Regions from separate parts of the Mus musculus genome. Here region 2 is linked to region 1. Evidence: chromatin loops called from intact Hi-C (ENCODE). Cell type or tissue: heart. All regions are shown on one strand. Each heading gives the region's core, and the rest is flanking DNA. Links, peaks and the distances in the headings are about the cores only.

What was found. Peaks named below come from ENCODE experiments on the same cell type or tissue, not always from the same donor. Only the 100,000 strongest peaks of a DNase experiment are listed, where the experiment ranks them.
Region 2: it touches region 1 in a loop (3-fold over the local background); 6 of 42 quality-filtered maps call a loop at or near these places.

Annotation. Positions count from the first base shown.
Region 1 is chr15:12,815,105-12,831,368 of GRCm38, reverse strand. 6030458C11Rik (RIKEN cDNA 6030458C11 gene) reads left to right here and starts at 6,712. Exons shown (of 9, transcript NM_029998.3): 1 at 6,712-6,902; 2 at 7,663-7,808; 3 at 9,816-9,965; 4 at 13,085-13,511; 5 at 14,987-15,049; 6 at 15,398-15,519. The coding sequence starts at 6,822. It overlaps Drosha (drosha, ribonuclease type III), which reads right to left and starts at 6,554. Exons shown (of 35, transcript NM_026799.3): 1 at 6,431-6,554; 2 at 5,202-5,304; 3 at 4,077-4,142. The coding sequence starts at 4,093. In heart, for the core only: no CTCF peak of the experiment used is centred there; a DNase peak (open chromatin) is centred at 6,628; H3K4me3 peaks cover 2,916 bases; H3K27ac peaks cover 1,853 bases.
Region 2 is chr15:11,985,625-12,001,888 of GRCm38, reverse strand. Sub1 (SUB1 homolog, transcriptional regulator) reads left to right here and starts at 5,882. Exons shown (of 5, transcript NM_011294.3): 1 at 5,882-5,938; 2 at 8,028-8,100; 3 at 10,808-10,930; 4 at 15,325-15,433. The coding sequence starts at 8,029. In heart, for the core only: a CTCF peak has its summit at 10,009 (motif pointing left); DNase peaks (open chromatin) are centred at 5,858 and 6,388; H3K4me3 peaks cover 2,374 bases; H3K27ac peaks cover 1,293 bases.

The sequences.
Region 1 (16,264 bases), core at 2,922-10,921:
GAGTCACTCAGGTGGTATTGCTTGTGAAGGAATGAAGGGATCATGGAGAGAAGCTGAGGCTTAGCACTGTGAGAGGCCAGGGAAGGCCATTGGAGAAGGTGAAGCCTCAGCTGTAGTTGATGGCCCAGGACTGAAGGGGTCATGAAAAGGATTTGAGGCTTGGCACCCTGAAGAGAGCCTATGAGAGGCTATTGGTGAAGCCTAGTTGGAGTGGAACACCCCAGTGTATTGGAGATGTCAGTACAATGGAATTATCACCAAGAACAGCAGCCGTAGTGGAGTGGATCAACCTGAGCTTACAGTGCTACAGAGGGCAGAGCTGGAGAAGTGATGACAGCCCTTGGGAGGAGTCCAAAAGATCAAGTGGAATCCCAGAGACTGAAGCAAGAAGCTGTAACATTGAAATTGCCTTGGAGACTCAAAGATGTTAAAGATGCCAGAGCCATGGGATACATGCTGAGGAAAGCTGCTAACAGGGAGTGCAACCAGCCCAGGAGAAAGCAGTTTGTTGCAGTCAACAAAGATGAAAAAGGAGTGGAGATCTGAAGACAGCTTTAACATCAGCCATGGAGATGCAGAGTTTAGAGTTTTCCCAGCTGGTTTCCTGCCTTGCTTTGTGGATTACAGTTAATTAAGTTGAATGAATCGAAGAAGAGACCTTGAACTTTGGACTTTTAATGTTGTTGCGACTGCTATAGACTATGAGGACTTTGAAAGTTGGACTAAATGCATTTTGCATTATGCTATGTTTAAGTATGGCCCCCATAGACTCATGTTTTTGAACAAGTCTATGGGGACCAGGGAGTGGAATATGATGGTTTGTATATCCTTGGACCAGGGAGTGGCACCATCTGGAGGTGTGGCCTTGTTGGAATAGGTGTGACCTGGTTGGAATGGTTGTGTCACAGTGGGTGTGGGTATAAGATCCTCACCCTAGTTGCCTGGAAGTCAGTGTTCCACCAGCAGCCTTTGGATGAAGACATAGAACTCTCAGCTCCTCCTGCGCCATGCCTGCCTGGATGCTGCCATGCTCCCACCTTGATGATAATGGACTGAACCTCTGAACCTGTAAGCCAGCCCCAATTAAATGTTGTTTTTTATAAGACTTGCCTTGGTCCTGGTGTCTGTTCACAGCAGTAAAACCCTGAGTAAGACCCTGGGCATCCTTCCTCACATCTCCATCCCCCTCTCTGTTTACAATACCTCTCTTCTATCACGAAGAAACACCGACCCCATCAGAACAGGTGCTGTATCAACGCACCAACTCATCTGCATCCAACCCCACCCCCAACTTCCTGCTAGCAAAGCTTATCTTGCTAGAAGCAACTCAGGGCTCCATCTCCAAATACAGATATGGGACTAGGGGGTCACTCTCCATCTGCCACTCACAGTCTCTCCCTGCTACCCAACCCTTCACATCAGCATTTAGATGCCCAGTCAGTCTATTCAATGCTTGCCTTGGCCTCCACTTCTCCTTCAACTTCATTCATACTGCCTCATCTTTTTCATACTCAAACTCCCTGAAAATGATGGGACAGACTAAATGTTTCCTCAAAATCCTTATATGCCTGTGATGATATGTGGAGGATGGAGCTTGAGGAAGTAACTAAGATTAAAGTAAGTCATGGGTGTTATTGATGTGAGTCATGACCATGCTGGTTAGAATGAAAAAAGGCCCCATAGTTCATGTATTTGAATGCTTGGTCCTCAGCGAGCAGAATTTATTAAGAAGGGTTACAACTGTTGGAGGAGCTGTGTCACTATGGGTAGGTTTCAAAAGCCCACACCAGGCCCAGACCGTTTCTCTCTCTCTCTTTCTTTCTTTCTGGTCTCCTCTCTCTCTCCCTCCTTCCTTGCCTGCCTACATGTGGATCAGGATGTAAGCCCTATGCCTGCCTGCCTGCCACCATGTTTCCTGCCATGAGACTGCTTCTAACAATCCAATGATGAGATTAGTGCCCTTATGAAAACAGAAGAGAGCCTGGTCTCTACCTGCTGAGGGAGGATACAACAAGAATACCACCTGATCGTCAAGACAACAACCTTCACCATGAAAGCGAACCTGAAAATCGATCTTGCTGACACCCTGACAAAAGTCTCTAGTCCTCCATCAGTGCGCCAGCGGGATTCATGCCAGGACCTTGATTTCTACAGTTACTAAAAAGCAGGAACGCTAAATTCTCTTCCCAATAAATAGCATTTGTTGAGTATCAAGACATATACACATACCATGAATCATCCTGAAGCCTTTTTCTCCTTTACCTCATTACTAAAACTTTATCTCAAAACTAGAATAATGTATGTGTCGCTATATCTTAATAAAAAGGTTCTTGGTGTTTTGCTTTGGTTTGATTTTGTTTATTTTTTTGAGATATGGTCTCATTCTGCAACCCTGGGCTGCCTGGAACTTGTTATGATGCAGGTTGGTCTGGAACTCACAGAGATCAGCCTGCCTCTGCCTCCCCAAATAAAAAATTCCTACCATTTTCTTTGCAAATGCTTTAATAATACTTAGTAAGCACTTCTTTAACTAGCTACCATAATATTCTTTCTAATCTTTCAGCAACCCCATCACCACACTGTTTGCCTTGTAGGACCGAGCAACTGATAGATCCTTGGACTTCCATTCACAGCTGCTGCTGACCATTGTTGGGAGTTGGACTGCAGACTGAAGTCATCAACAAATTCCCTTACTATACAGAGACTACCCATGAGTTCTGTGACTCTAGAGAACCCTGACTAATACAGAAGTTAGGCTCCAGTGAAGGAGTGGACTTGCTTACAAGGCAAGAGCAAGCGGGCAAAGAGCAGGAGCTTCCTTCTCCCACACCCTTACAGAGGCTTCCAAGCAGGAGGTGTGGCCCGGCTCCCATGCAGGTAGATTAAAGATGCATCTTCCCACCTCGAAGATCTGCATCAGAAGTAGATCTTCCTACTTCAAATTAAGCAAAAATCCCCTCAATTGTCGCTTCTATTTTTGGGTTTTAGTTCCAGATTAGTCAAGCTGACAGTGAAGAATACTCATCACTAACTTCTATATTAGTCAATGTAATAGCCATTCAGGGTCGCCTTCTAGTCATTCGCCTTGAGAGATTTAACTGAAGGCTGAGCCAGAATATAAAGCTCTTGCTTTTGCATCAATCTGCATCTCAGTGTCTCAGTGTGTGTGTGTGGGTGTATGGGGGTGGGGGGGTGGGGGGTGATCTCAAAGTAAGTACACTGACCAAGGGTCGAAGTCTTACAATAGCAGGCTAAGAAAGGAGTAACAGTGTTAGGAGGGGTGATAGATCCATGTCACCATGGGGAAATTGGACAGCCTCTCCACAATGGAGGTAAGGATTATGTCTGGAGTGCAGGAGATCCCTCAGGGCAACTCTTAGTACTACCATGTCCTGTGATTAAAGTCAGTGGGAAACTACAACAGCCTAATCCAGGCAGGCATGCTACAGGAGGAGCTGAGAGGTCTGCATCTTTATCTGAAGGTTGCCAGCAGAATACTGCCTTCCAAGCAGCTAGGATGAAGAGTATTAAATAAAGCCCACACCTACAGTGACACACCTACTCCAACAAGGCCCCACCTCCAAATAGTGCCACTCCCTGGGCCAAGCATATACAAACCATCACAGTTAGCTAGAAAAAGAGGTAAGCTATTCTAACAAAGTCTTCTTATGAAATGAAGAGATTCACTGTATAAATTCTCTAACTCTAGAGAACCCCGACTAATACACCTTCCTTAGATTTCCTGTTCTTACAATACTCTCCACGGCTTCTCAGCAGGTCCTGCAAGCATCACAGTTCAACAATCATTAGGTAAGTCTACCTTCAACACTGACGTGCCATCAAGAACTGCAAGCTCATGGGGGTTGGGGGAGGGGGCTCTAGGATGTTTCTTTGACTCTTCTGGTCTGGTTCCTAGCTGTACTCACAAATCTCTGAACAAGTTATGACCACAGATAACAGAATGAACTCAGTCCCTGCCCTTCCCCTGTATCTGAACCTTTCCCACCCTCTCTGGCGCACTACCTTCCCTCTCTTCTCTAGGCTCTCGAAACTGCCATTCCTAGAATACCACTTACCACGTATTGCCTTGCATCTCGATGCGTCCTGTAGAAAGGCTACATCTTCCGCTCACGATGTAGGTTCTACAAGACAGAAAAGGTTTAAACACATTTCTAAAACTGCCAGTGCTAAAAATGAGAGGAGGGGGCGTTTTTGTTTACAAAATTTATAAAACTACCTTATCAGTAATTTTAGCCTATTCACAAAATCAGGATTTGTATTCACAAAATACTGAGCTATTGTCCATTTTCCAAGCAAACTGCCTGCTGTCCTTATTAGCTGGACAGTTGTGCTAGCCCAAAACTATCCATTGCTAAGATGACCAAAAGCAGCCACCTCCAGTCTCTGGTTTAGTAAAAGACTTAAGGAAAGACGTCCTCCATCCTCCACAGACAAATTTCCCTTCACTGTAGAGCTAGGATCAAACCAACACACACACACACACAGAAAAATCCCAGTGAAACCTGAATTCAATTTCAAATACAGCCACAACCTGACTAACCAACAGTGACCATTCTTCATTCTTTACTTTGTTCTCAGTTCTTCCCACAGAACATTGTAAACACAAATGAACTTCCACAAAGTGCTTTCTCTCTCTCTCTCTCTCTCTCTCTCTCTCTCACACACACACACACACACACACACACACACACATTGGGCTATCCCAACACTGCAGAGGCAGAAACAAGCAGGCAGCCTGGTCTACAGAACTAAAATTCCAGGACAGCCAAGGCCCAATAAAAAACAGCTACCAAATAATAAGATAAATGGTTGCTCCTCAATCCAATACTCTCATGATTAAACTTGGGACTCAAAGAGCTACTGCTGGTACCACAGGCTACTCACAGTATTGAGTACAAACACCACGCTTGGCATTGGAGGCCCTACAGAACCTGAACCCAACTTTCCCAGGCTTATCACCTGATTTCTTTCTCCAAAGCCCCTCTTAGCCCATACTTTCCAGGTCAGTTAGCATAGCAAGCACTAACAGGAAACGTCTTTGCTTCTGCTCTCCCTTACTTGGCCAGTGAATTCCTACCGATCCACTAACCTCTTGTGAAGAACTGACTTCCCTTGGGAACGCAAGCTCACTCCTAGATTGCTACTGCTTAGTGTAGACTCACTTCTTTTACGGAGCTTACCAGAATCTGCCGTCTGTGACAGTCGTGTGTGCCCATGTTGAACTCCTCCGGCATGTCCGTGAATCAAGGGTTCATTCAGTCATTCCTGCAGGATTCACAGTCTCTGCACACAGTAAACCGCAGGCAAGTTTGACTCTCCCTCATTGTGCATGCCTCTAAGTCACTACAATTCCCTTCCACCGCTCCCCACAAATACGCGTTTTCAAAACCACCTGGGAGGTATACATTCACCGATTCCATCACTTACTGAGCCAGCACACGTGAGACGCTTTCCCAAGCTCTGTAGGCTCAAAGATTATAAGGCACACAAGCCTGCAGAGTTCAAGGATCGCAAAACCCATATACAAATGTTTATATAATAACAACAGTAATACGATGTCCCGAACACTATAAAAAGAAAAACGCGATGTGATAAATACAATAAAGTAAGGATGTAGAGAGTCCTGGAGAATAAAAAGGACTCTACTGAAGCTAGAGGTGGACAACAGTCAGGGAATTAACACCTCTCCACAGTGAGAAAACGGCACACTCCGTTAGAGAAGCTAGACAAAGGCCCTGGCAGTGGTGGCGCACGCCTTTAAACCCAGAACTTGGGAGGCAGAGGCAGGCGGATTTCTGAGTTCGAGGCCAGCCTGGTCTACACGGTGAGTTCTAGGACAGCCAGGGCTACACAGAGAAACCCTGTTTCAACACACACTCCCCTCCAAAAATAAAAGCTAGATACTGTACCACTGTACTATGGATGCGAAGTTCAAATCAATGAATTTAATGCAAGTGGGAAATACCTATTCTTGGGATGCCCTTTGAAAGCAGGGAAACCGAGGGCGCGATTCTGAACAGTTTACTCGTCCAGGACCGACGACACACAAGACTTGCAAGGTGTGCCTTTAAGTCACTGAAAACCCCGCACTTTCCCCAGGTTCAACCTGCAGCCCGGCCTCCTGCTGGATGAAGAGCACGTTGGCTGGTTTGCATCTCCCGCCAGCCTGCGAGGTTAAGTACGGGACTCCGGGACTCGCCTCCCCCCGCAAGCCGGGCGGCCCCGCGCCTGGACCACGGCTCGCGCTTCGCAAATAGATGAAAGGCTTCCTATCTACGGGATCTGTACCGGGTCGCTCTTTTCCCCCTGGCCGCAGAGCTGCCCCGAAGCCACCCAGACCCAACTCCCAGGATCGTTTAGGTCGATACTCGTTCTCTGAAAACCCATCAGGCGCCCCCCGTCTACCTACAGAGAGTCCCGGGGTCGCCGCCATCAAAGCCCAGCCTGGTTACTATAACACCCTCCACGGCTGAGGCGCCACCCACGCCTCCGGAACAGGAAGCCCCGGGAATTAAAAGGCAAACCGGAGAAATCCGGACCTGGGGAGGGAAAACTCTCCGGAGCGCGTCGCAGCACCTTTTGCACCGTGATTGGCGGATCAGCGAGAGTGACGGACGTATAGACCAATCGACATTGTCTACAGGTCTCACACTCGCCCTTCCACCGTGTCGTCCTCCAATCCGGAAGCGCAACCGGGTGAGCGCGCGTTTCCGCCGCGATCGTGCCTTGGGGGCGCGCGGCTTCGGGCAGCCGGGCTCCTCTCCCGCGTGTCCCGCGGCCTCCCTGAGACGCGCGGAGACATGAGTGACACCGGAGGCGACCGCGCGCGACTCAGGCGCTACACCAAGCTCCCGGTGTGGGTGGTGGAGGATCACCAGGAGGTGAGCGGGCGACACAAGCCACGGAGCCCTGGCAGGAGGGATTCGAACCCTAGCAGCCTGCAGAGGCTTGACCAGCACCTAACGCTGGCTGCAGCCTGTCCCCCACCACCACCAACGTCATCATCCCACGGTTTAACGAGAGGGTTAGCCAGGACCTGAGGGACCATAATCGTAGCTCGTGTCATATGAAGAGGAAAGCCTTCAGCGCTTATTAATGTACAACATGGCAGTGCAGTCGTAAAGTGGGTAGACTTCTGGAAGACGACCTAGCAAGTCTGGATTTGTTTATAGGACCCCTGGAGGGTCTCTGGATATAAAACAAAAGGGATCAAGAGTGAAGCTCTGCGATACACCCCTTCCCCCAGGAAAAGTGGGTTATTTACTGATGGAGAAAGTTAAAGGAGGAAAGAAAGAAGATCTCTGAGACAAACCCAACTTTGGGTTACTCTGTGCTTTTTAATTTGTTGGTAAACTTGGATGTATAGCATGTAGGAGGAAAAAGTCATCTAGTCCCACTTCACCATCCTAAAGGGACAGAAAATGCCCTAAAACTTAGAGTACCTGGAACACAGTTTAATGCTAGAGTGAGTGGTTGGAGATTATCATCAGAAACCATCTATGGTAAAGCTTTTTTTTTTTTTTTTTTTTTTTTTTTAATGTTCCCATGTTTGACCACTTGATGCACTTCAGGTTGGTGCAGTTTCTTGTTTTGTCTGCACTTGACAGTGTGCAGTTCTCACTGTGTGTGTCTGTATTACAGGTTCTGCCTTTCATATACCGGGCCATAGGTTCGAAGCATCTTCCTGACAGTAATATAAGTTTCTTACATTTGGACTCCCACCCAGACCTCCTTATCCCTGTGAACATGCCAGCAGACACTGTGTTTGATAAGGAAGCACTCTTTGGGTAATGTGACTTTTTTTTTAGTCATATTTTATGTATTTGAAATACAACATATAGCAGATGATAAACAAGAGATTTTGCTACACTCACATTTGCATTTTTTGTTTGTTTGCTTGCCTTTTAAATTTTTATTTAGAACATTTTTTTTTCTACCCACTAAAAGAGCCAAATAGGGATCAGGTGCGATGGCTGATCCCTGTGATCCCAGCCCTTGGAACGCTGAGGCAGGAGAATTACAGTTTGAGGAGAGCCAGGGCTACATTGAAGCCTATTTATGGTTAAGTGTTGTCAAGATGCTTGGCAGAGTCTAGAATTATCTGAGAAGTCGGTTGCAGGGCTTGCCTGTGGAGGATTATCTTGATTGGATTAATAGAGACCACTCCCTTGTGACCACCACTTGTGAGTTTTTGGGTCCATTCTTTTTCAAACCCCCACACATTCCTACCCTTGATAACTAATATCTTAGTGTACTGGTGGGTTTTGTGTGTCAACTTGACACAGGCTAGAGTTATCACAGAGAAAGGAGCTTCAGTTGAGGAAATGCCTCCATGAGATCCAGCTGTAAGGCATTTTCTCAATTAGTGATCAAGGGGGAAAGGCCCCTTGTGGGTGGTGCCATCTCTGGACTGGTAGTCTTGGTTCGATAAGAGAGCAGGCTGAGCAAGCCAGGGGAAGCAAGCCAGTAAAGAACATCCCTCCATGGCCTCTGCATCAGCTGCTGCTTCCTGAACCTGCGTGAGTTCCAGTCCTGTCTTCCTTTGGTGAAGGTGAAGAGCAATGTGGAGGTGTAAGCTGAATAAACCCTTTCCTCCCCGACTTGTTTTTTTGGCCATTTTATTTTGTGGAGGAACACAAACCCTGACTAAGACACTCTCCCACTGAGGCCCAACAAAGCTGCCCTGTTGGGAAACAGATTCCACCGCCAGGCTACAGTCCCACCCCCACCCCACCTCCCAGTTGTTGGGGATCAACCTGTTATAGCCAAGGCCAACCTTGAACTCCTGCTCCTCCTCCCAGTGCAGGGACTGTATGCACGTGCCACCGTGCTCAAGTGTCTGCATTCTTTTATACTTCCAAAAATCAAGCCTTGGAAATAATGAGTTGTGTTGTTTGTGTTTACTTTCCTTAAATTAAAAATGAAATTTGTAAATGTTCATTGTAAAATATTAAATTATTATGTCTACATAAACAAGTTTTCTTACTTTAAAAAAGTACATTTATAAAGCTATTGCGTGGCATTATTTAAATTTTTTAAGATTTCTTTAATTTTTGCCCTTGTAAATGACACCTGGACTCTCATCCATTTCATTCAGTCCATTGTTTATGTCATTTTGATTGAAAAAGTTATGATGAAAATTCATGCTCTTACGGAAGGGATTAGAAAACAAGATAGTAGTGTCAGTACTAACTCAGATAAGTAATGTCCTCCACCAAAACTCCACAAGCTTCTAAAGCTTGACTAGGATACAGAATCCACCAGTTCACCGCTCTGCTGTCTAAATAACCAGTTAATTGGTCTTTCAAAGAAAAAGTGATACTTATTTCGCAACTCTGTTATTGATGATTCAAGTGCTAATTTTAGAGGGGCTGGGGCTTTTTCTTGAAGCAACTGTTGTACTTCACAGTCTATAGCAGTTTTGGTGTGGTCCTCTTTTTGCTTCACATAATATTTTAAAATATCTACTTAGGAGCAAGAATTAATAAAACTGAGAACATTTTTCAGTCAAACTACCTTTGGACAAGAGTGATAGTTAGTTATAAAACATGCAGTGACTACTAAAAGACCTCCCGAGGCCTGGCTCTTAGGCTACCGACCCACCAGGATGCTTGTGTGCAGTCAGTACAAATGCTCATGCAGCAAACAGAAATCATGTTTCCATGGAAACAGCGTTACCCTAATAGTCCCGGGAACCTCCCAAGGGACCACACTTAAAACTTACTGTCTTAAAATGTTTGCGGAAAAACACTCATTAATATTTTAATGTTTCTTGTTTCTTGTTTTTTTTTCAGAGAACTGAGTATCGAAAATTGGATTATGCCTGCAGTTTACGCTGGCCATTTTTCTCAAGTAATCTGGCTCCACCCCACGTGGGCCCAGCAAATCAGGGAGGGCAAGCACTGCTTCTTAGTAGGCAAAGACATTTCTACCACAACCATCAGGTAATTTCCTCATTTTCAATGAGTATGGAAGGATTTGAATTCTTTTCATTATACTTTGAATTCCTGTAGTAACTTCCTACTAAGCCCCATCCCGTCCAAAAAATAGTTCTTGAATCATCAAAAACCAAGTTTTAATTCTGTTGATTTCCTTCATGTGGCCTTCTGCTCCTGATGCAGCTATAGTGTGTTGAATTTAACTCTTAGAAGTGAGCCAGGCAGGGGTGTGGCACACACCTATAACCCCAGGCCTTGAGAGACTGAGGGTGCTCAGAATTAAGAGTCAGCCTGAATTCTAGAGTGAGACCCTGTCTTAGGTGTCGCTCAGGAGTGGATCGCTTTCCTAACATGCCTACAGCCCTGTGTTCAAGTCCCAGCACTAAAGAAAAAAAGAAAAAAATGTAAGCTTACGTGGGAGTTGTGGTCCATATCTATGATCCCAGCCGTCTGGAGGTGGAGGCAGGACGAGCTAGAGTTCAGAGTCATCCTTTGTCTCTAACAAACAAAAACAACAAAATTCACTGGGTTTGCTTTCATCTGTAGTAAGTCCGTGTCTGGACTTTTAGGTTTTACACTTATTGATGTGATTTTTGGTATTTAGTCTAAGTTAAATTATTATGCTCTCTGATTTGAGCTGTATGTGTATCAGGTTTTTTTTATGTGCAGTACTTAACCAACATCCTCTATCCTGGGCTACTACAGTCTCTGCCCTCTCTCCTGGGCTACTACGGTGTCATCTTTAGAAGTAGCTGTCAAGGTCTAACTTCTTGGGATAAGAGGAACTCTTTATGAGTATACACATAACTTTCTGGGCCCTAATATGTAATGAAAATTGTGCCCTTTATTTCTGTTTCTATTTTATGACAGTATTATCTTTGGTGGAATGTGTTTTTGTCATTTGTGTGAGTAGCATCATCTTGATTTATAAAAGTCGTACTTACTATATAATTTCTTAACGTAATTAGAACTCAACATGTAACAAATATTGTACATAATACTGGTCAATATGAGATTGAGTTCAATATGTTGAGAGGACCTCATAGAACCTATAAAATCAAAGCATTTCATAGATTTTTGTTGCTGCTGTTACCTGACAGACAACAGCCCTTTTGTCTCCCAAATGCTGGGATTAATGGTGTGAACCACTGTGGCCAGCTTGATCGGGATGTGTGTGTGAGAGGTTTTTGTTTTTTACCTTGAGACAGGTTCTCACTTACATTGCTTTACATAGCCTACAACTCTATGGAGACCAGGTTAGACTTGAACTCACAGAGGTGTGCCCCCCCAAGTGCTCTGATTAAAGACGTGCATCACACAGCTGCCATAGTTTTTCTAAGACAGGACCTTATTCTGGCACAGAGCAACATAGATATTTTTGGAAACTCAATGCATAGTAACAGTTTGGAGAATATTTTGCTAACCTCATGTTGTTAATCTACCAAGTAAACATGTATGTACAGCCAACTGCGATGGAGAGCCATGGGTCTGAGTTTATTTACTTGCAGAAATAGAAAAGGTGAAATTTGCTTTACTAAAAAGATGACACGGCTGTGCGGAGAGCTAAGTTGGTAAGGTGCTTACAGTGCAAGCTGAGGACCTGAGTTTGCGCCCAGAACCTGTGTATGACAAAGCTAGGCACGCAGCACATATGTCTCATGCCAGTTCTGAGGAGACAGAGACTGGCAGATCTGTGCCCACAGGCCAGCCAGTGCAGCCTACTTGTGAGCCCAGACCAGCAAAAGACTCAAAAGCAAGATGGAAAACACTCGGGAAATGACCCCCAGGGTGACCTCTGGCTTCCGTGTGCACACACTAGCTTCCATACCCACACATGGACTATAAATTCAGGTTGGGGTTACAGTCTTTTCTTTATTAGGATGTTACAGTTTTTCACAAGCTTAGACTTACTTTTTTTTAACGTCGTTGATCTGTTTTGAAAATTGTCTTTAATTTCATAGCTCTAGGGGCTGGGGTGGAGCCTCAGTTGAGTATTTGGTTAGTATGGTTGAAGGCCCACTCAATCCCCAGCTCATATATATACCAATTATGTTGGTACATGCCCACAATGCCACTCAGAAGATGGAGACAGGAGAATCAGTTTGTGGCCAGTCTAGGCTACGAAAGACCCTGTCTTCTCAGGTAAACCTAAAGCTGTGTGTGTTAAGTGCGGACAGGTGAGAAATAAATTGTATCGTTTTCATGTGGTAGAGCATGCCTCTGAAAAATGTATTTGAATTGAGTGTTCTAAGTCCTTACCAAGACATAATATAGTCAAAAGGCTGAAAACATACCAATATTTCTAGAATCAGAAATCTTGCCTACATATGCCTGTTGTCCAAGAGTCCAGGGCTGCTGAGGCAAGATCGCTCGAGCGCCAAAGTTAAACACCAGAATGAGCACCATGGTCACACTCTGTCTCATTACAAAAGAAAGAAAAAAAAGTCAGGGCTGGAGACGTGCCTCAGCAGGTAAGAGCACTTAATGCTTCATCAGAGGACAGAGACGGGATCTTAGCAGCCACGTTCAGGAAGCTCACACACACCTGTGTGTCCAGCACGGTGAGATCCTTGGGCTCTTGCATGTACATATATCAAGCCGGTGTAACAACTGTCCAGGTCTCCTAGCTCTCTATCTGCTTTGTCTCACCTTCAGAGTGTGTGTGTGTGTGTGTGTGTGTGTGTGTCCCACTTTGTAGCCCAGGCTAGCCTCATTAGCCCTGCCTTAGCTTCCCAAGCTTTGAGATTATAGATTCAAGTAAGCACAGCGGGCTCCCTATCTTCGTGTTCCCCGATCTCTTGAGTCCTCAAAGGAACTTTCCACTGTCATGGTCACGGCTGCTTGTAGGGACAGGGAGAGCACTGCGCCGTTCACCTGTTCTGTCGGTCACTGACCAGAACTCCCATGGCAGCCATATCCAGCTGCAAAGGTGCGCTGCAAAAATACATGGAGTCTTTCCTTCAGACAGTAGTGTGCGGGCTCAGAATATGGAGAACGCTGACTTCTGAAGAGAACGTGCCGTGGTTAAAGCGCCTTGTTTTTCTCCTGTGTCTTAAGTCTACAGTGTCACAGCATAATGTCAGCTCACGTGCTTGTTCCTGACAATATTTTTTCCTTCGGTCCAGGGTTACAAGTACAGATTCTTACTTCCTAAGTGATGGTCTGTTTGTACCTGAAGACCAGCTAGAGAACCGAAGGCCCTTACAGTTAGATGTGATTCTGGTAGAACCTTACACACTCTGTAGCAAACAAGATGACAGTGACTCTGTGTCTTCTACAAAGAAGCCCAAGCTGGCACTGGGAAGTGGAGAGAGCAGCGCTGCGGCTGATGGGCACTCTTGCTCAGAAGGACGTCGAGGAGACGCAGTGACACCAAGAAGTGACCATGCTTGCCAGGAGCCGTCCTGCTCACGTTCCGGAGGTCAGCAGAGCCAGAACACAGCCACCGCTGGGGCGATTCTGGACATACTGAAGACGGGAGATGCGTTTGTTTTAGATATTGACTTGGATTTTTTTTCTGTCAAAAACCCCTTCAAAGAAATGTTCACTCAGGTAAATGTGGTAGCTTGAAAACGTACACCCTGACAATTGCATAACATGTCTCTGGGTTATACATAGCAATCGCTCTGCAAACAGCTAGATGGTAATCATTTTAGGTTCAAAGGCCCTGTTTTCTGCCACGTGGTCTGTTCTTTCCCAATCTTTTAAAATTATATCCTAGTTAAAAATTCCAAATTCTAAACTACTTCAAAATCCAGAACTTTCTATGAACCATGATGAAGTACACCTGTAAAGTCCGCAGATATTCCAAAACCTGAAAGACCTGGGATTTGATAGGACTTCTGCTTCCAAGCATCTCAGAGAAAGATATCCAATCTGCACTAGACTTTATAACTTACTAGCTGTACTTTTTACTTCTTACTACACAGATTTACTTTTTAGGGGGTGGTACATGGCTACAGCACACATGCAGATTCAGAGGACAACTTTTCAAAGTCGGTTTTGGAATTATCAGGGTTGGTGGCAACCACCAATACCCTCCAGCCTGCTTTATATTTAATGTAAACAAAGATAACAGGACAAGACACATACGTGTAACACCAACACCTAGATATAGGAGATCATGGGTTCAAATCCAACCTGTGCTACATGAAACCCTGTCTCAGGTAATTCCAACTTCTCACATCCATTGCTTACCAGCTGTCGTCCTGGAAAGGCACTTGCCTTTCTGCCTTGCAGCACAAGCAGTCGCTCATGGCCTGGGAAGGGCCTCAGTGCTAGTGTACCTGCCGACCTTGCTCAGGGTGGTGTGTCCAATCTCCAGAGCTCAGAGAAAGTGCTTTAATAAACCCCAGCTCATGGAACTGTTCCAGTCAGCAAAGCACAGAAGACGGTGCCTCAGCGAGCGCTGCCTGACACATTTCAGCTCCTACCTAGCACCAGGCCTAAAGACAACAATTGAGGCCACATGCAGCCACTTCTATGTGGAGCTTTTAAGCTTTTAGGTTTTCAGGGGGAGTTTTATTTATTGCCTTCATTTACTTACAAAACCTAGATTATTAGGGTCTGTGTCTGCCGTTGTGCAGGCCAGCATGTCTTTGTACTCCAGAGGTCTCTTTGTTGCGAGAAAAGTAGCCGCACAGTACACATGGGAGTCTTCTGTCATTGTCACTGAAGACAAGTATGTCTCCCATAAACAGCTAAAGTCTGTTTAGATCATGGGATATATCCAGTCACATAATGGTAATGGTATTGGAAATATACTCATGACCTGTTAGCCTATTAGCATATTGTATTATACCCAGCTGGATAAACTTGTCCTGATAAATTAGGTCTGCTTTGGCACTCTAAAGAGTACAATATGCCTGTTTAGAATACAAAAGTAAAGTATACAGTTCTCTCAGACAAACCTTTGGGTGTTATCTAGAACATTCCCCTTGTACCACAGACAGTGTTGGACACTCCTAACCTGGGGGGCGCCCAGTTGGTGGCATTGTTTGGTACATTTTTGGTGTTTTGTCTTACAGGATGAATACAAAATTCTACAGGAGCTTTACCAGTTTAAAAAGCCTGATAGTAACCTTCCTGAGGTAAGCCCTGCCCTTATCTACCACTACATCCTGCCGTCCTTTTGTTTACACAGACTCTACGTAGTTCTAGCTGGCCTCAAATCCAGCCTCCTGAGTGCTAGGATTGCAAGTGTGGGCCACCTGACCAGGCTCTGATGACATCTTGTAGCTTATTTAAGTGTTCTCAACTATCCAGGTTACGTGTGTGCATATAGATACTGACGCATACATGTCTGGGAGTTGGTGAATGCCCCCTTAGTACACAGAAGGTATTTTTAGCTAAGTGAACTGGTATTCTCAGCATAATGGTATTTTTCTTGGTTTTATTGTGAAGGGGTAACTGTAACCTCGGTTTTCCATGTTTTTAAGGATGGTTTGGTGGATGTTGTTGAGGCTCGAACCCATCAGTTGGAAGATTTAGAAGCAGTCTTTGCTGACTTGTGTGACGGTGATAGTGAAGAAACCGTACAGAGCTGGGCTTCAAACCCTGGGTGAGATCCCTAAACCTTTTCTTCCCAAATCATGAATTACCCATTCTAAATACATTTCCAAGTTTGTTGGGTGAGTTGCTCTGTGAATGAATGAAGGATTAGGGGACCACTTACTCAGAGTACTTGCTACATTACCATGGGGGCCTGATTTTAGATCCCAGGCATCTATTTAAAAAGCCAGGCTCCACAAGGCTAGGGAGGTGGAGACAAGAGCATGCTTGTAGCTCACTGGCCAGCCAGCCTAGCTCAGTTGATAAACACAAGAGTCAGTGAAAGACCATTTCTCAGAGAAAAAGTAACTAAAGCTGACCCTGTCCTCCAGCCTTGACTGAGTATTATTTATGTGCTCTCTGTCAAAGGATGTGGAGGTAGAAACAGGAAAATTGGGAGCGGAATATCATCGGTATATTGAGTTACAAGCTCATAGTTTTTTCTAAAATAACAGTAAAAATAGTAATTATATTAAATTTTACTTTAAGAAGAAAGAACCAGGGCACAGTCACAATCAGATCAAAGCAAAGCCAAACTCCTAGCACTGCAAATAATCCAATGTCCAATAATCCGGAATTCACTCACAGTCTTCTGGGCTCCTCCGAGGGGCTGGGGTCACTTCTCCAGCTCCCCCCAGTAGTACACAGTTTGCCTTCTAGGCTCCAGCTGGCTCTACTCCACTGCTGCTGCTGTTCTTGGTGGTCATCTCATGGCACTGGGATTTCCAAAACTGCTGGGGTCCCTTGCTGCAACT
Region 2 (16,264 bases), core at 5,619-13,618, 830 kb after region 1:
CAGATTGGAGTCCCTTAAAAAAAAAAAAAAGCCAGGCAGTGGTGGTGGCACACGCCTTTAATCCCAGCACTTGGGAGGCAGAGGCAGTCCGATTTCTGAGTTTGAGACCAGCCTGGTCTACAAAGTGAGTTCCAGGACAGCCAGGACTACACAGAGAAACCAGGTCTTGCTAAACAAAACAAAAAACCCCAAACAAACAAACAAACAAACAACAGCAGCAGCAACAACAATAATAATTTGTGTGTGGGTGTCTCACCTGCATGCATTCAGTGCCCATGGAGGCCAAGGCAGGCATCATATCTCTTGGAACTGTAGTTACAAATGTCTGTAGTCACCTTATGGCTGCTGGGAATTGAACCCAGGTCCTTTGGAATCAGTCAGTACTCGTAACTGCCAAGTGTTCTCTCCAGCCCATAGGTGGGAGTCTAAGTTGCTAGGAGATGCGCATGTGCTTAGGGCGTGTAAGCAAGAGACTTCGGCTGTCAAGTGCATTACTATAAGTGTATGCAGACTCTAAGCCAAGTGCAGTTCCAGGATGCTAAGCTATTCCTTATGCTTACGTACCTTATAAAGAGTTCTTTTCTGAGACGTCTGCTCACGTTAAACAAAAATCTTGATGTATGCCACAGAAAAGGACTTTCAGGACAAACAAGTAAGAAAAAAACTTAATAGGATAATTAATATGAATAAAAGGGGTACGTGGAGAGAGAGTTCAGCAATTAAGAGTGTTTTCTATTCTTGCAGAGGACCCAAGTTCAGTTCCCAGCACCCATTGTTGGGCAGCTGATAACTATTTTGTAATCCCAGCTCCCAGGAATCTGATACCTTTGGCACACATCCATGCATATAGTTAAAATACATCTTTAAAGAAAAGAAAAAGCGTTAGGAGTTGGAGAGATGACCCAGTAGTTAAGACTACTCACTGTACTTCTGGAGGACTGAGGTTCAATTTCCAGCATACACATGGTGGCTCATAATTGTAACCCCAGTTCTAGGGGAATCCAGTGATATCTTAGAGCCAGAAGTGGATTTAAGCTCATACCAATTGTCCTGCTTCAACTTCCTAAGTGATGGAATCACACAAGTGAATCATCATACTTAGACATTTTAAGTGTATTAACATTAGTTATATAGATGATTTAGGTGGCATTTGCAGTCACATTTTTCAAAGGATTTAAAATAAGGACTAGAGAGATGGTTGAGGTTCAAGCATGTCTGTCTTCTGCCGAGGATCTGAGCTTGAGTCTCAGCACCCAAAATGGGTGGCCACAACCACTTGTAACTACAGCACTTAGGGAGCTGTACACCTCTGACCTCATCAGGCATTTTTTGATGTCAGTGTTGATCTTTGTGTGTGTGGTGTATGTGTAGGTATACACACGTGTGTACGTGTGAGCGCGTGTGCAATAGCTGGAGGCTGGTTGGCTTTGGACGTCTTCCTCTGTTGCTACTCATCCTGGGTTTTTGAGACAGGGTCTTTTGGTGAACCTGGAACTCTCATCCAGCCAGTGTGGTTGGCCATGACACCAGGCACTCTCCTATTTACTCCCTACAGTGTTGTTCTCCCCTGCTCCCCCAACCCCATGCTAGTGTTTCAGAGGAGAGCTGCCACGCCCAGCTTGAGGGTGCTGTGGATCCTAACCGAGGTCTTCAGACGTACACAGTCAGCACTTCACCCATGGAGTCTTCTCCCCAGCCCTGTCAGCGTTCATTTTTACTGTGATTACGTGCTTCACAAAATATATTTTACAGGTCTATTTGCATTTTTGTCTGCATCTAATTTTTTATAAGTAGTTCTAAAAAGATTCAGGGAGGGATGCTTGCACAAGATTGTGACTCAGTCCCCTCTGTTGTCTGCCTTTCACTCCCTTAACATACACCATTTATCCATTCCTTCCAGCCAGCTCCCCACAGAGGGACAGCATTATTCATTCTTCTGTGAGGGGGGAGTAGACAGGAGTCACGGTGGCGGGCTATTTGGTTTATTCTTCTCTTCTTTCTTTTTCTATTTTTGAAACAGGGTTTCTCTGTCCAGCCCTGGCTGTCTTGGAACTCACTCTGTAGACCAGCCTGGCCTTGAACTCACAGAGATGCACCTGCCTCGGTCTCTGCTTCCCAAGTGCTGGGATTAAAGGCGTGCACCACCACTGCCTGGCTTACTCCCTCAGGGTTTCATCTACCACCCTGACTTTGCCTTCTCTGGTACCTCTGGTCTGCAGCAGGGCCTCTCTCCAGAGTTGTTTATCTTCTCTTTGCTCTTCTGTCCCTCTCTGATTCACTTTGACATTCCTTCCCTTTTGTCCCACATTCTAAATCCTAACGATGTTAACTGTTAAATAGTGTTGCCTAAGATTTACAAAATCCAAAATGATGATCCTTATCACCTCACCCCCCACTCCCTAGTCTTTAGTTCTGTCAGTTGCTATAAAGCTTAACTTGAGGAAAAGCAATTTAGCTGAGATCAGGCTGGCCTGGGGTGATCCATCCCAACCTCTACAGTTGCTATAATAGTCTCCGTGCCAGGTTACAATTCAATTTCAACCTTTTAAGTTTAATGTTTATTGAAATATACTTTTACGCTGGAACAAGCACAAATGGTAAGTGAAACATTTTATCTGCATACTATGTGTAACTACAGTCCAGACCAAGATATTTTCGGCACCAGGCAGATGGCTCCATATTGCCCCCAAAGACCTCCTCCAGGGCAGCCTATAGCTATGTTTGCCCTTCGTTTTAGTCAGGGTTTCTATTCCTGCACAAACATCATGACTAAGAAGCAAGTTGGGGAGGAAAGGGTTTATTCGGCTTACACTTCCTTGCTGCTGTTCATCACCAAAGGAAGTCAGGGCTGGAACTTAAGCAGGTCAGAAAGCAGGAGCTGATGCAGAGGCCATGGAGGGATGTTCTTTACTGGCTTGCTCAGCCTGTTGTCTTACAGAACCAAGACTACCAGTCCAGAAAGACCCACAAGGGGCCTTTCCCCCTTGATCACTAATTGAGAAAATGCCTTACAGTTGGATCTCATGGAGGCATTTCCTCAACTGAAGCTCCTTTCTCTGTGATAACTCCAGCTGTGTCAACTTGACACAAAACTAGCCAGTACAATTGACCCCTTGTCAACTTGACACACAAACACATCACTAGTAAGCCTCAACACTTACATTCTTATTCATCCCCAAGATCTAAATAACTTTAAAAGTCCCACAGTCTTTACAAATTCTTAAAATTTCAATCTCTCTTAAAATCCAAAGTCTTTACAATTAAAAGTCTCTTAACTGTGGGCTTCACTAAAAAAAAACTTCCTTCAAGAGAGAAAAATATCAGGGCACAGTTCTACAACCATCCAATGTCTGGGATCCAACTCATGATCTTCTGGGCTCCTCCAAGGGCTTGGGTCACTTCTCCAGCCATGCCCTTTGTAGCACACGTGTCATCCTCTAGGCTCCAGATGCCTGACCACCACTGCTGCTGCTCTTGGTGGTCATCTCATGGTACTGGCATCTCCAAAACACTGCATGACCCCTTCAGTCCTGGGCCATCAATTGCAACTGAGGCTGCACCTTCACCAATGGCCTTCCATGGCCTCTCACAGTGCCGAGCCTCAGCTGCTCTTCGTGACCCCTCATGCCTTCAAAACCAGTACCACCTGGGTGACTCTTACACATTACCAAGTCCAGCCACAGCACAAGGTACAACATTGGCTATCTCTGGAACACAGCCTCTGTGCTCTCAAAAAAAAAAAAAAAAACAAAAAAAACAAAAAAAAAAAAAAAACAAAAACAAAAAAAAACCAAAAAACCAAACCAAAACAAAACAAACCACTTCCCAGAAGATGTCAAATCATTGATGCTGGTCTCTTCTTAATCACCGCTAATTTCTTAGCTCCAGCTAACCAGCATCAATTGTCCCAGTAATGCAAAGGTTTCACTCTAGTGGTTCTGGTATTTTGTTAATCACAGCTGATTCTTCAGCCCCAGCTAACCAGAACCACTGAACCTTCACAATCAAACTAGCAATGGCCCTGAAAAGAGTCTTTAATTTTCCCTCTGAAATTTCACAAGCCAGGCCTCCATCTTCTGCACTGTTCTCAACATTATCTTCCAAGCTCCTACACAACATCTCACAGAGTTCTTAACAGCGAATGGATCTTCTGGCCCAAAGTTCCAAAGTCCTCCCCAAAACATGGTCAGGCTGTCACAGGAATACCCCACTATGCTGGTACCAATTTGTCTTAGTCAGGGTTTCTATTTCTGCACAAGCATCATGACCAAGAAGCAAGTTGGGGAGGAAAGGGTTTATTCGGCTTACACTTCCTTGCTGCTGTTCATCACCAAAGGAAGTCAGGGCTGGAACTCAAGCAGGCCAGGAAGCAGGAGCTGATGCAGAGGCCATGGAGGGATGTTCTTTACTGGCTTGCATCTCCTGGCTTGCTCAGCCTACTCTCTTATAGAACCAAGACTACCAGTCCAGAGATTGTCCCACCCACAAGGGGCCTTTCCCCCTTGATCACTAATTGAGAAAATGCCTTACAGTTGGATCTCATGGAGGCATTTCCTCAACTGAAGCTCCTTTCTCTGTGATAACTCCAGCTGTGTCAAGTTGACACAAAACTAGCCAGTACACCCTTGTTTAGAGCTTCATACACAAAGACTCCTCTCTCACTTTATTTTGATGACGGTGTTGCTCTAGTTGGACTCCCGCATTCAGTAGGGATGCGCTGGGGCACTTCCCTACTACCCTTAGTAGGTAGTAGTTCCATTCAATACAAGGTTTGAATCACTTATTAATTTTTGCAGCTGTTAAATGTGAAGACAACGATCATTTCAACTCTTGAACCTGTTAGGATGATCACTATCTGTCAAATGCTGTATGTAAACCTTTGTGATGAACAGAACTCTGTTTGTTGTTGGCTACAGGAGGAAACCATCCAGTACACATTCTAAGCCACCTGCTTGTGGTTATTTGTGATGGTGGAGTGGATTTCCTCCGCGAGACTTTGGATCCGTGTTTAGACAAAGGTATGGCGATTCAGTATGCCTCCCGGTTTCTGTCTCCAGTACTTAGCTCCTGTATTCTAGGCTGGTAGTGAGGCGGAACACCAAGTCCATGGTAACCTGCAGAGGAGGATGCTGCGGAAAGGGAACACAAAAGGGGCCAGGGAAAAATGTAGCCCCCAAAGGACACATCCTTACTTTTCACCACCTCGTAATAATGCTGTCATATTATGACTATCAGAGCATTAATTCACTGATTAAGGCACAGCTCTCAGGATCCAGGCTCTTCTGAAAAGGTCATCAGTTGAAAACCAGATCCCCAATGAATGAGCCCACAGGGAGATTTTATATTCAAACCACAATTACTTTGGAGCCCCAGAACTCCATTTTAAGAATAAAGGTTTCGTGGCTAAGGACATTTGTAAGATTTCTTTGACTTTCTGAATTAAATAGTGCGCCTCGCAGGCTTGCTTCCTTTGGATTTTAGCAGCATGAGTCAGATCTTAAAGGTAGAAACGGAAAATCATCTGTAGGCAAGTGGGTCAGCACATTGTTTTTTCTCAGAGTAGCTCCCATCATTTCAGTACAGCATTTATAGAGCGGTACCATATACAAGCTATTTGCAAGCGCAAAGCTCCGTGGATCTTGTCATTTATGTTTCATTGACATCTCATTCTCCTTCAGATCAGGCCCAAGCTGCGTGGCATCTCACTGTGGTGCCATCTCCCTCTTTCAGGAGCATTTACTTCAGTATCTGTGGCGGCCCCTTTAAGGCCCTGGAAAGGGCCGGCTGGCGGTTGGGCGGCGAGGCCACGCCCCCTTCACGTGGCCTTCGTGCCATTGGGCGGAGCCAGGGCCTCTAAGCTGCCGTCATTTCCGGCTCTCTGTCAGTCCGGAGTAGGCGAGCGAGCGAGGCAGAGGTTTTTGGTCGGCCGGAGCGGAGCGTGAGTGCGTGGGACCCCGGGCCCATTCCTCGGGGCTGCGGCCAGGCCGACCCCAGGCTACCGCGGCCCCCTTCGCTCTCCTTGCCGGTGGGGAGAAAAACGGCAGCTCGGGGGAAGGGCCTCCGCTCTTGCCCGCGTCCCCGCGGGGCCTCGTGTGGCGGCCGCTCTGGGGAGCCGAGCCGAGGCGGTGGGCGCGGGCAGGCAGGCGAACGGCGGGTGATGGCCGCGCGCCCCTCGGACTGGGTGATGGGGCTCCGGGCGGAGGCGCTAGCGGTCTGCCCTGAGGCTGCGCTCGCCCACCCCTGTCCGGACCACCGTGCTCGGGAAGCCATCCCTTCCCCACCCTCGGGGGACGCTGGCCCCGCGGGGTCGAGGGGCGGGGGGCGCGCTCGGCAAACATGGCTGGGCTCCGGGGCGAGGAGAAAATGGCGCTGGCGCAAGGCCCTCCTCTTGTGCACGCTCTCGACGCCCCACGCCCCCTTCCTGAGGCCGGCAGTAGCCCCAGCCCTCGCCTCGGGGCTTTCGGGAGCTTCCTGGCCGCGACCCCCACGGTGCCACGCGCCGGCTCGCCCTCGAGAGCCTCGCACTCTGGGATGTTTTCAGTATTCCCCAGCCCCGGGCACCGACTGGTCGGTCTATAAACTACGGTCACCCCTTTTAGTTACCTTTTGCTCGAATTACGAAGCCCCCCGCCCCCCGGCCTCCAAGAAACCACCCCAGTAAAGCCTCATTAAAGTTAAAAGTCCAAGTGTAGGGAACGGGGCTGGCTTTAGTTCCCAGTAACAAACATTGTTTTCTTATTGGGTAGATTTAGGTTAGATAATGACGTGGTTCTTTGAAGTAATTTTAGTTCCCCAGACAGCTTTTCGTAATGGGAGATAGATATGGCTGGCTGTTTGCAAGCGAAAGATTTGTTTATGTGCAATTCCCTCTCAAAAAACAGGCTTTGTGTAGTTGTGTGACCGAGCTAGCTTGGGAAACTTGATTTTGGAGGTCGGGTTGTGAAATGGAGCAGTAAGAGGAAAAGCGAAGGGACTGGTTAGGAGCCTTCTCCCTCCTGAGTTTAGGTATTACCTCTAACGGACTGGCCAGTTGTGTAGAGTCGTGGGCAGGATTTGGGTAGCTCACTTTTGCCTTGACCTCCTATTTTGCACATTGAATGCCAGTTTGGTCTTTAGAGAGCTGGGTTATAATTTTTTTGATGTAGGAGGTAGGAATTGATGTATCTTTCTTGAGCATTTACAGAATCTTGTGTTTTTTAGGACCTTTAAGCCATGTAGAAGTTAGTAAGTTTATTTAGATGGAGAGAGCAGAAGATAGTTTGGTAAATAGCTTTTGCTACCTGGTTTTACCATTTGGTGTAAGTATCTTGAAAAGTAGTTAGGACCTGCCTAAGGACTTCTTGAAATGTGGGTTAGACGAGTTGTCTGCCCTTTGTTTTATGCAGTAAATAAACAGCAGGCTCTGCACTGTGTGCCTGTCTGGTGAGTTTTGCCTTGCACATAAAGCCTTCACATTTTATATATTTCCCTAAGTAGAAAATCAGTGCAAAATTATTGTGAATTGTGTATAACATTGTGAACTCCGATTGTTGCCTGTTGTTTTGATAGTGTGGCCACAAAGTAAAAACTAGTGTATACAGAACATGTAAAAGATGATTTATAAGGGCAAAATTAATTAGGTATTATGCTTACATGGGCAAGCTGTTTATGTTGGAGCTGGTCCCCTCAATGTGAGTGGAATTATGTACATTTCTCTTGATTTTACGGTCATTATTCTCAGCTGCTTTCTTGTAGTCTACCCACAAACTTTATAACCTGTCTAAAAATCAGTTGTTAAAAAGGCCCATTGACTTTGAGAAGGGTGAAGGAATGTGCACATGGCTTTTATTTCTTTTTTCTGACTGGGTTCAGAATAATTGGCTGTGCTTGTTGTTTGCAATTTAGACATGTGTTCTGTGTAACGACTCCAGTACCACAAAAAGGCAGAATGAGCTGTGGAAGTTAATTTTTTCTTTTGGTCTGGGAGAGCTAAGATGAAGGTACTAAAACACCTTGTAAATTATTCATGTGATGTCTTTTTCTTTCAGAATGCCTAAATCAAAGGAACTTGTTTCTTCAAGCTCTTCAGGCAGTGATTCGGACAGCGAAGTTGAAAAAAAGGTAACTTTTACTCTACCAAGTTCTTTTATAGAACAAAATGTATGGTGCATTAATTGCTCTATAATGCTGACATTGAGTTTTGAAGGGAAAGGCCTGTCAGTCTTTTAAAGTAGGTTTTGCTATGCATCCTAGACTTCTCCAAACACCTGGGATTTCCCTGGGGGGTGGGGGTGGGTGGGACGCTGGGATGGTGTTACCAATGCTGGGCTCAGAATGTGAGAGAATCTACAAGGGTAATTTTGTAAAGATAAATGACTGATGGATTCCTTGAGTAGAATATTAGATTCTAGTCTCATCTGCAGGACTTACATCAGATTTAAGAGGTCTTTGTGTTGTACTTGGGGTTCAGCCTGGCAGCCCAGTGCATCCTAGGCAAGTACTTGCTATATCTTTAGCCTTCTTCTTACTTTTTATTTGCAACAGGGTCTCAGTAAGTTGTTGGGCTGACCTTGTACTTTTGTCCTTCTGCCTCACCCTCAGGATTAGGGACCCAGCTCAGACTAAGCAAGTCCTCCATTGAGCACCTCTAGTAACCAAGAGTCAACAGAAATGCTTCATTAGACTCTAGAGCACTAGAATTCTAATGAGACCAAAGACACTACTTATCATTATTTAGAAATTCGTGTCATTCAAAAATCCAGTTGATCTAGCCTGCTGTGGCGCCTCGTGTGAGTTTGATCTCTGTTCTTCCACATGGTAGGAGAAGAGACCCCATTATACCAAGTTTGTCCTGTAACCTCATGTACCCACATACAGGCACCACACGTGCAACAAATACAAACTGATGGTAATAACATTTCCAAAGCTCTGTCTGACCTACAGGTATAAGTCACTATTGGGCTGCATGGATTTTTGAATGAAAACATTAATGTTGATAGTTTCTCAGTCATTGCTCCTCTTCAAATTACTGAATTTTAGTTTTGGTACATTTTAACTTTAAAAGTTATTTGCTTTTAGTAAATAAAGTCATCCAACACAGCAAATACAAAATTACCCATTTTGTCAGAATAAGCTTTTTCTGTGTTAGGTGATCGTTGTTTTGTCAACTTCATTCCACTCAATTGATCACAGCAGTGAAGTGTGACAGAGCTGTTCACCTTGTGGTCAAGACTTCCTTCCACACCGCTGTGTCTTAATAGAAATTTATGTCTGAATAGACATTCATATCCTAGAAATTGAACACATTGTATTCACCCTTATTTGTTTACTTGCTTTGTTGAAAATAAGTAATTAATGCACCTGTGGTTTACAAAGTGTAAAAGCAGCAGGCAAAGCTAGTTTTATAGTTCACTTGGTAGAGTGCTAGTCTAGCACTCAGGAAGTCCCAGGTTTGATCCCCTAGCCATGGGAACGGAAGCAGGAGGGTCAGAAGTTCAAGGTCACCTGGGATAATGGGGACCCTGTTTTATTTATTTAAAGCAGCAACCCCCCCTCTTCTTAAAATTTTTTTTAAAAAAATTTTTGTTATTGTTTAGGTTTTGTTTGTTTTTTTGGCCTCTGTACTCCCTAAGAAAAGGGAGCTCTATAGGAAAACTTAGGAAAGTTGGAGCCTATAAATGTACAGATAGACTGTAGTATCATTTATAATTTTGAAATAAGGCTTCAAACATCATATATAGCTGTACTTGAAGTCTTTTCAGAACTTGTAGAGTGTAGCCTCTAAGAGTGAGTGTCACTGACACTGAGGTTACTTGCTGCGTGCACCACTCAGAGGATTGTGTTTTGCTTAGCTGACTGTGTAGCTTGTCTCACAGTACTATTAATTCTGTAAACATTTACATTAGGTGCTTCCATAGTTTTCATTTCATAGCATATTATTGCCCTAGCCTCAACAAATTTAATATACGTTTAGTAATATTAAACTAGTTTGTCCTTTCCACTAAGAAGGAACATGCCTGCCCTCTACTGTTTGGGCTGGAAACTTAACATGGGTTTTTAAAAATTCTTATTTTTTTAACTTTTCGCTCATTTTGAGAATGAGGTCATATGCAATTTTTTTATACTAGTGCTAATTCTAAAATATGGGGTTGAGTACACTAGTCTTACTACTGTCCATCATCAATTCTTAGTGCTGAAGAAGTTTTTGAGTTGTTGATTTTCAGTGCCTGGTATAAGATAGTAACTTCCTTTACCTAGGCATGCTTTTTTATTTTTTCCTCCTAAGAGTTAAATTATGTAGCCCTGACTGGCCTGGAGCTTGCTATGTAGTCCAGGCTGGAAGCATACATTCTTGAGAAAGTACAGATACCTTTTGGAATAGACAAAGAATTAGTAAGTAGTCAGTTTTAGTCATAAATATGTTGGTTTTGTTTGTTTTTTTGTTTGATCTTCAGCTTTCCTGCCTCAACCTTAGTCAGGGTTACAGGATATACCAGTATACTTTGTTTTTAAAAACTTAAAATAATAAGAGGAAAGCTTCTGGTGGATTTGTGGTTTCCAAAAGTTTATACAGAAGTTATAGGCTGCTTGTCTTTCTCTTTCCAGAGAGTAGTGTGTGGGTTCTAGTTCACAAGATCACTGTTTTAACATCTGAGGAATCTTTGGGGATTTTGAGAGTAGAGTGTAAAAATACTATCATTAGTTATGTGAAGACTAGATTCATAGTTAAAAAATTTTAATGTACATATTTTTCATAAGTCAAAAATTTGAGTAACTTTTTAATGAAGTGTTTTGAACTTCACAAGTGTGTGTTCTTGCCTGTTTTAAGTTAAAGAGGAAAAAGCAAGCGGTTCCAGAGAAGCCCGTGAAGAAGCAGAAGCCTGGTGAGACTTCTAGAGCACTGGCATCCTCCAAGCAGAGCAGCAGCAGCAGAGATGACAACATGTTCCAGGTAGAGTCGGAGGGCACTGAGTCCAGTGGACAGATCCTGATCTGAGCACACCAGTCTTCCCTTGTATAGTCCTCTTGACCAGAGTAGAAAGTGAGGGTAATTTGTTCAATTCTGGGCTATTGGTAAAAGCCCAGTAGAAGTCTAGTTTTACTATATTTAAATGATACAAATCCAAAGGTCACAGAAAGCCAAAAAAAGATTTAGAACTATATATTTGGGAAGCAAATTTGAGTAAGTAGGATGAGTATTTGACTGGAAAGTGTAAATTTGATAGTATTTGAGAGAAATGGCATAACTTAGGCTTCATAAGAAACAGAAGGCTGGGGACAATAGTGTATGGGTACAGACAATGCTGGGATAGCGTGTTTAGACCAGGAGTCTGAGCTTAAGGAAAGGGGCATCGGAGAGAATAGATGGAGTGAGATGGGAACCCCAGGGAGGGCTGCTGGGTGTCTTGGCTTTATTAAAGTGTTTGTAGCAATTCAGTATTTGCTTCACTGCAAACACTGATCGGTGAGATGAGGCATTGTAAGTAAATAATGCTGTGAGATTATGGAGGCAGTTATATAGACTTTCATTTGTATTGATAAGGGAGAGAGTGATGATTACAAAGACGGTGATGAAGAAAGACCAGCTGTAAGGTAGACCTGCCAGCAAATGTGGCCACTGAGGATCTCCTGTAGCGCCTGGGGGGCTTGGCTGGGAATTATTCTTGTTGGCTTTTACACGTGCTCGACCAAATAGCCAACCACCAAAGAACACAAACCAAAGAGAGGAGGCGATAGCAGCTTATGAGAGATTTGCAAATGAATGATGAGAGGAGAAAGGATGTAAGTAGATAAAGTGGTGAAAGAAAACTAAAAGTAGTAGAAGAAAGAAATAGACAAAAAGAAAATGTAGATTAATTATTTAGTTATAGGTTTCAGTTCTTCGACTTCAGTATAGTTTCGGGGCAAAGGTTGGTTTGATAGAGAATATAGGTGAAGGTATGTGATGAGGAATGTAAAAGAATGCTGTTATTGCTTCAAATGGATATTAAGTTGGATGCTTACAGTGCTCTATTTCATTCAGGCTTTGCCAGGTCCTAGTAATCCATGTGGAATGTGATCTGTAACCTTGTGGAATTTAAGGGAACCATGATTACATACGCATAGTAAAAATGACAATGGGTCCTGAGAAGTAGTGAACAGATTGAGAGAGTAGGCATGAGAATCTCATTAAAAAGATAAGGCACCTAAATCTTAAAACGTGATCGGTGCGGTGTGTGGACAAAGGGAGCATTTTCAAGAGCAGGAAATTGAGTTAATACCTTGAAGTGGGAAGGAGCTCGGGTTGTGTATGAACTACAGAGCCTGTGTGGTTGAAGCCTGGGAAGTCTTGCTGATATCAGAAGTCTGGTGGAGATCTTCCAGGGCTATTTGACTTAAGTACAGCGAGTAACTGGGGCAGGATAAATATATAATTGACTAGAGTATTTTGTAGTGTTTGTAAAGAAGGGCTTTGGAATATCCAGTTTCATAACTGTATCTTGGCTTTCTTTTACCATCATGCTGTGCGCTTTCCTTTCTACCTCTGGCCTGATGGGGTGGGGGGAGTCTGAATTGAGGGTCTTTTTGTTTGTTTTGTTTTTAATAGCCCTAGCTTACTTGGAAGTCACTATATAGAATAGGCTAATTTGAGTTTTTAGCAATCCTCCTGCCTCTCCTCAAGAGCAGAGGCTGTAGACATGTATTACCATGACTTTTAAAAGTTGTTTTTTGGTAGAGATTTTTGAGAAATGGGGTCTATTTTTAGGGGATGACTTTTTTTTTCTCACTAGGAAAAAAAGAGCTTTGGTTCATTTTTTGTTGGGTTTCTTGAGACAAGGTTTTTTTGTATGGCTCTGGCTGCACAACAGAGCTAGTTTTAGACCCACAGAGATCCACCTGTAGCGTACACCTACAGTTTTGCCTTTTATGAAGACTTTTGTCTCAGTCAGTGTTCTGTTGCTGTGAAGAGGCACTATACAACTCTTAGAAAAACATTTTCTTGGAGCTGGCTTACAGTTCAGTGGTTTAGTCCCTTGTCACCATGGCAAGAAGCGTGGTGGCAGGTAGGCAAATGACTTGCTGGAGAGTAGCTGAATTCCACGGGCAGCCGGAATGGAGAGACACTGAGTGTGGCTTGAGCTTCTGAAACCTCAAAGTTCACTCTCACTTCCTCCAAAAAGACTGCACCTACTCTGACAAGGCCAGGTGTCCTAATCCTTTAAAATAATGCCTCTCCTTAAGAGCCTAAGGAGGCCATTTTCATTCACATCACAACAGCGGCCCTTCCTTTGAATACTTTGGATCTTTCCTAAATAACTTGGTGAGTTTATTAAATGCATGCCCTATTTTTGGGCTGCATTCTTAATTCTTGTCCTATGTCTGTCTGCTTTAGTACACACTTTCCTTACATGTACTGAATCTAGAAAGTGGGGACATTCAAAAACCACATAGTTTGTGTTAAGCCACCAGTATAAATAAGGTTTTTTATTTATTTTTTAAAAATGACAGGGTCTCGGTATGTAGGCCTGTCTCTTAGCTACAGTTTTTGTTGCTGTAAAAGACACTGATCATGGCAACTCTATGTGTAAAGGAAAACTTTTAATTGGGGCTGGCTTTTATAGTTTCAGAGGTTTTATAGTCTTCAGAGGAAGAGCTGAGAGTTCTGTATCTTAATCTGAAGGCAGCAAAAGCTACTGTGAGCCACACTGGGCATAGTTTGAGTATGAGACCTCAACGCCCACCCCCTACAAGTGTGTACAGTGTTGTAAGATACTTGATCACACTGTGAACCCTGAGATTGTATTTACTGGAAAAACCTGTTTTTAGTTGTGTGGCTCAGCCTTAGCACATACCTTTAGTCAAAGCACTTGCTGCTTGAATATTGTAAACAGGATTAAACAAAGTCAACCATAGGTCAAGAGGCAGAGCAAGTGACAGGAAGTGAGCATAGGATCATTAAGAAACGTAGAGGACAAGAGGAGTCAGGAGGACAGAAATGCACAGGAAGGAGAAGGAGGGACATTGAGTTTGAAGGAATTTGTTTGACATGGCGTGAGAGAGAGGGCATTCTGGTGGGACTTGGGCTAAGGAGGAAGGTTAGTCAGCTGGGTGCTTTCTCTGCCTCTCTGAGCTAGCAATTTTCCACCCCAGCACCTGGCTCCCAAGACTTCATTGGTAAAATCAAATAAATGATTGTGATTTTGTTTTGTGTGTTTTGCTTTTTTTTTTTTTTTTTAAACCAACAACAGTACACACTTCCTCCAATAAGGTCATATGAACTCTAACAAGGCCACACTCCCCAATAGTTGCAGTCCTGTGGGCCAACCATTCCAGCTCATTGGTAGCTAGCTGTTTCTGTTCAGCCAGCACACCCTTGGTAGCCTGGAGCTTGCTATGTGTAAACCAAGCTAACCTTGAACACAGCTGCCTGTTGCTGCCTTCTGAGGTGTTTTACTTTTTGATTTCTCTGAGTTTACTGCATTAGGCTGTAGGCATTTCATTTAGGTTGAATCAGATTGTACTGCTGTTATTTCACTTAACGCTATAGCATAGACAGGATTGCCTATATAAAGACTGAATAGTGTTCCATTGCATGTGTAAGCCATGTTCTATTTGTGTCCTCATCTAAGGATAGACTTTTGGGTTGCTTCTACTTCTTAGCTATTATGAATAGTGTAATTAAGGATAGTTAAGATCTCTTGGGAGACTCTACTGCCAGTTGTTTTGGATGTGCAGTTATGTGCCGCAAGTGTCAGTCAATTGAACACATACATATAAGTGAGGATACTCTAGGATTGGTACCATGGTGTGTAAGTTGTCTCACTAAGTACATTCTGATGCTCACACAGGAGAATCTTCTGAGTATTCATTTCTCAGAATATGTCCGGTCTGTTAAGTATATGTTTTGCCCTCAAAGCGGGATTATTGGAACATTATGTTTCTATTTTTGTCAAAGGACATCCATTCTATTTACTGTGTTATATTAAATTTCATAATTTTTAAAGTGAGACTGAAGAAAGATAGCTCAATAAGCAGAAATGCTTGTACAAAGAAAGACCAGAGCTTTAATGCTCAGCACCCCCCTGAGGTAGTTGGATTTGGCTGCAGATGGCTATAATCCCAGCACTGAGGGGCAGAAATGACAGCTCCTGGATACTCTGTGGTCTGCCAACTTAACAGTGAGAGATCTTTTCAAGGCAAGGCAGAGAATGATAAAGACACTTGAAGTCATTCTGTGGACATACATACATGCATGCACCCCCCCTTCCAATTGCAGTTGAATACTTATTCCAGGATTATAAGTGCAAGTTGTGAATATAAATTCAAAACCTCTCTTTATGCATTTTCTTTCTCACTCTCTGCTAGATTGGAAAGATGAGATATGTCAGTGTTCGGGACTTCAAAGGAAAAATTCTAATTGATATTAGAGAATATTGGATGGATTCAGAAGGTGAAATGAAACCAGGAAGAAAAGGTGAGGTTTTATTTCTTCAGTTTGATGTTAATACTGATTGAATGCTTGCCTTAAAATGTTACAGGGAATACAGGTTAAGGATTGGCCTTACTTGGTTGATCCTCTTATAAGCAGTTTGTAATGAAACCTAGGAAAACAGCATCTATTGTCACGTTGAATTGATCACTAACTTTAACTTCATTTTTATCAGTTCCTAGGCAGATTAGGCATTACTTTGGAAACTGTAAAATGAGAAGTAGCAAACTCCTGGGTTTAGTGTTTGCTTTGGATTCAGCTCTAGCAAGATGTTCTCTAATACAGAGTCCTTAAAGGTCTCTATCCCCTTAGTATTGGTGCTTTGCCCAGTTCAAGCCTCTTAGCATGTAGAAACAGTTTATTCTGTTACAAAGTAACTAGAAACCATTTGCACCAACTTATGTTTAGTTTTCTTGTGACAAAATAGGAGATAAAAGCAACTTAAGGGAAGAAGGGTTTATTCGACCCAGCCAGAAGGCAGCTGCTCACGTGGGGCCCAGTCAGGATGTGGAGAGAAGAGTGTCCTGGGGCTGGGCTTGGTGTCACTGAGGCCTTAGGCGGGTGGGGCCACCCACATTCAGGGCAGGTCTTCTTTCATCAGTTTAATCTGTCCACAGATACTTGTGGACACTCACAGAGGTGTGTTCATAATGGTTCTAACTAAATCCATTGAGTTGATGGTCAAGATGAACTGTTAACTTGTGCTCCAGGGAGCGTAGACAAAGGCGCGCACATAGTAGAGGAGGGACTGGTTGGGAAGAGGCAGGCGATGGGCAGGAGTGGGAAATGGGGCATAGCAAGGGAGTGGAGGGTGAG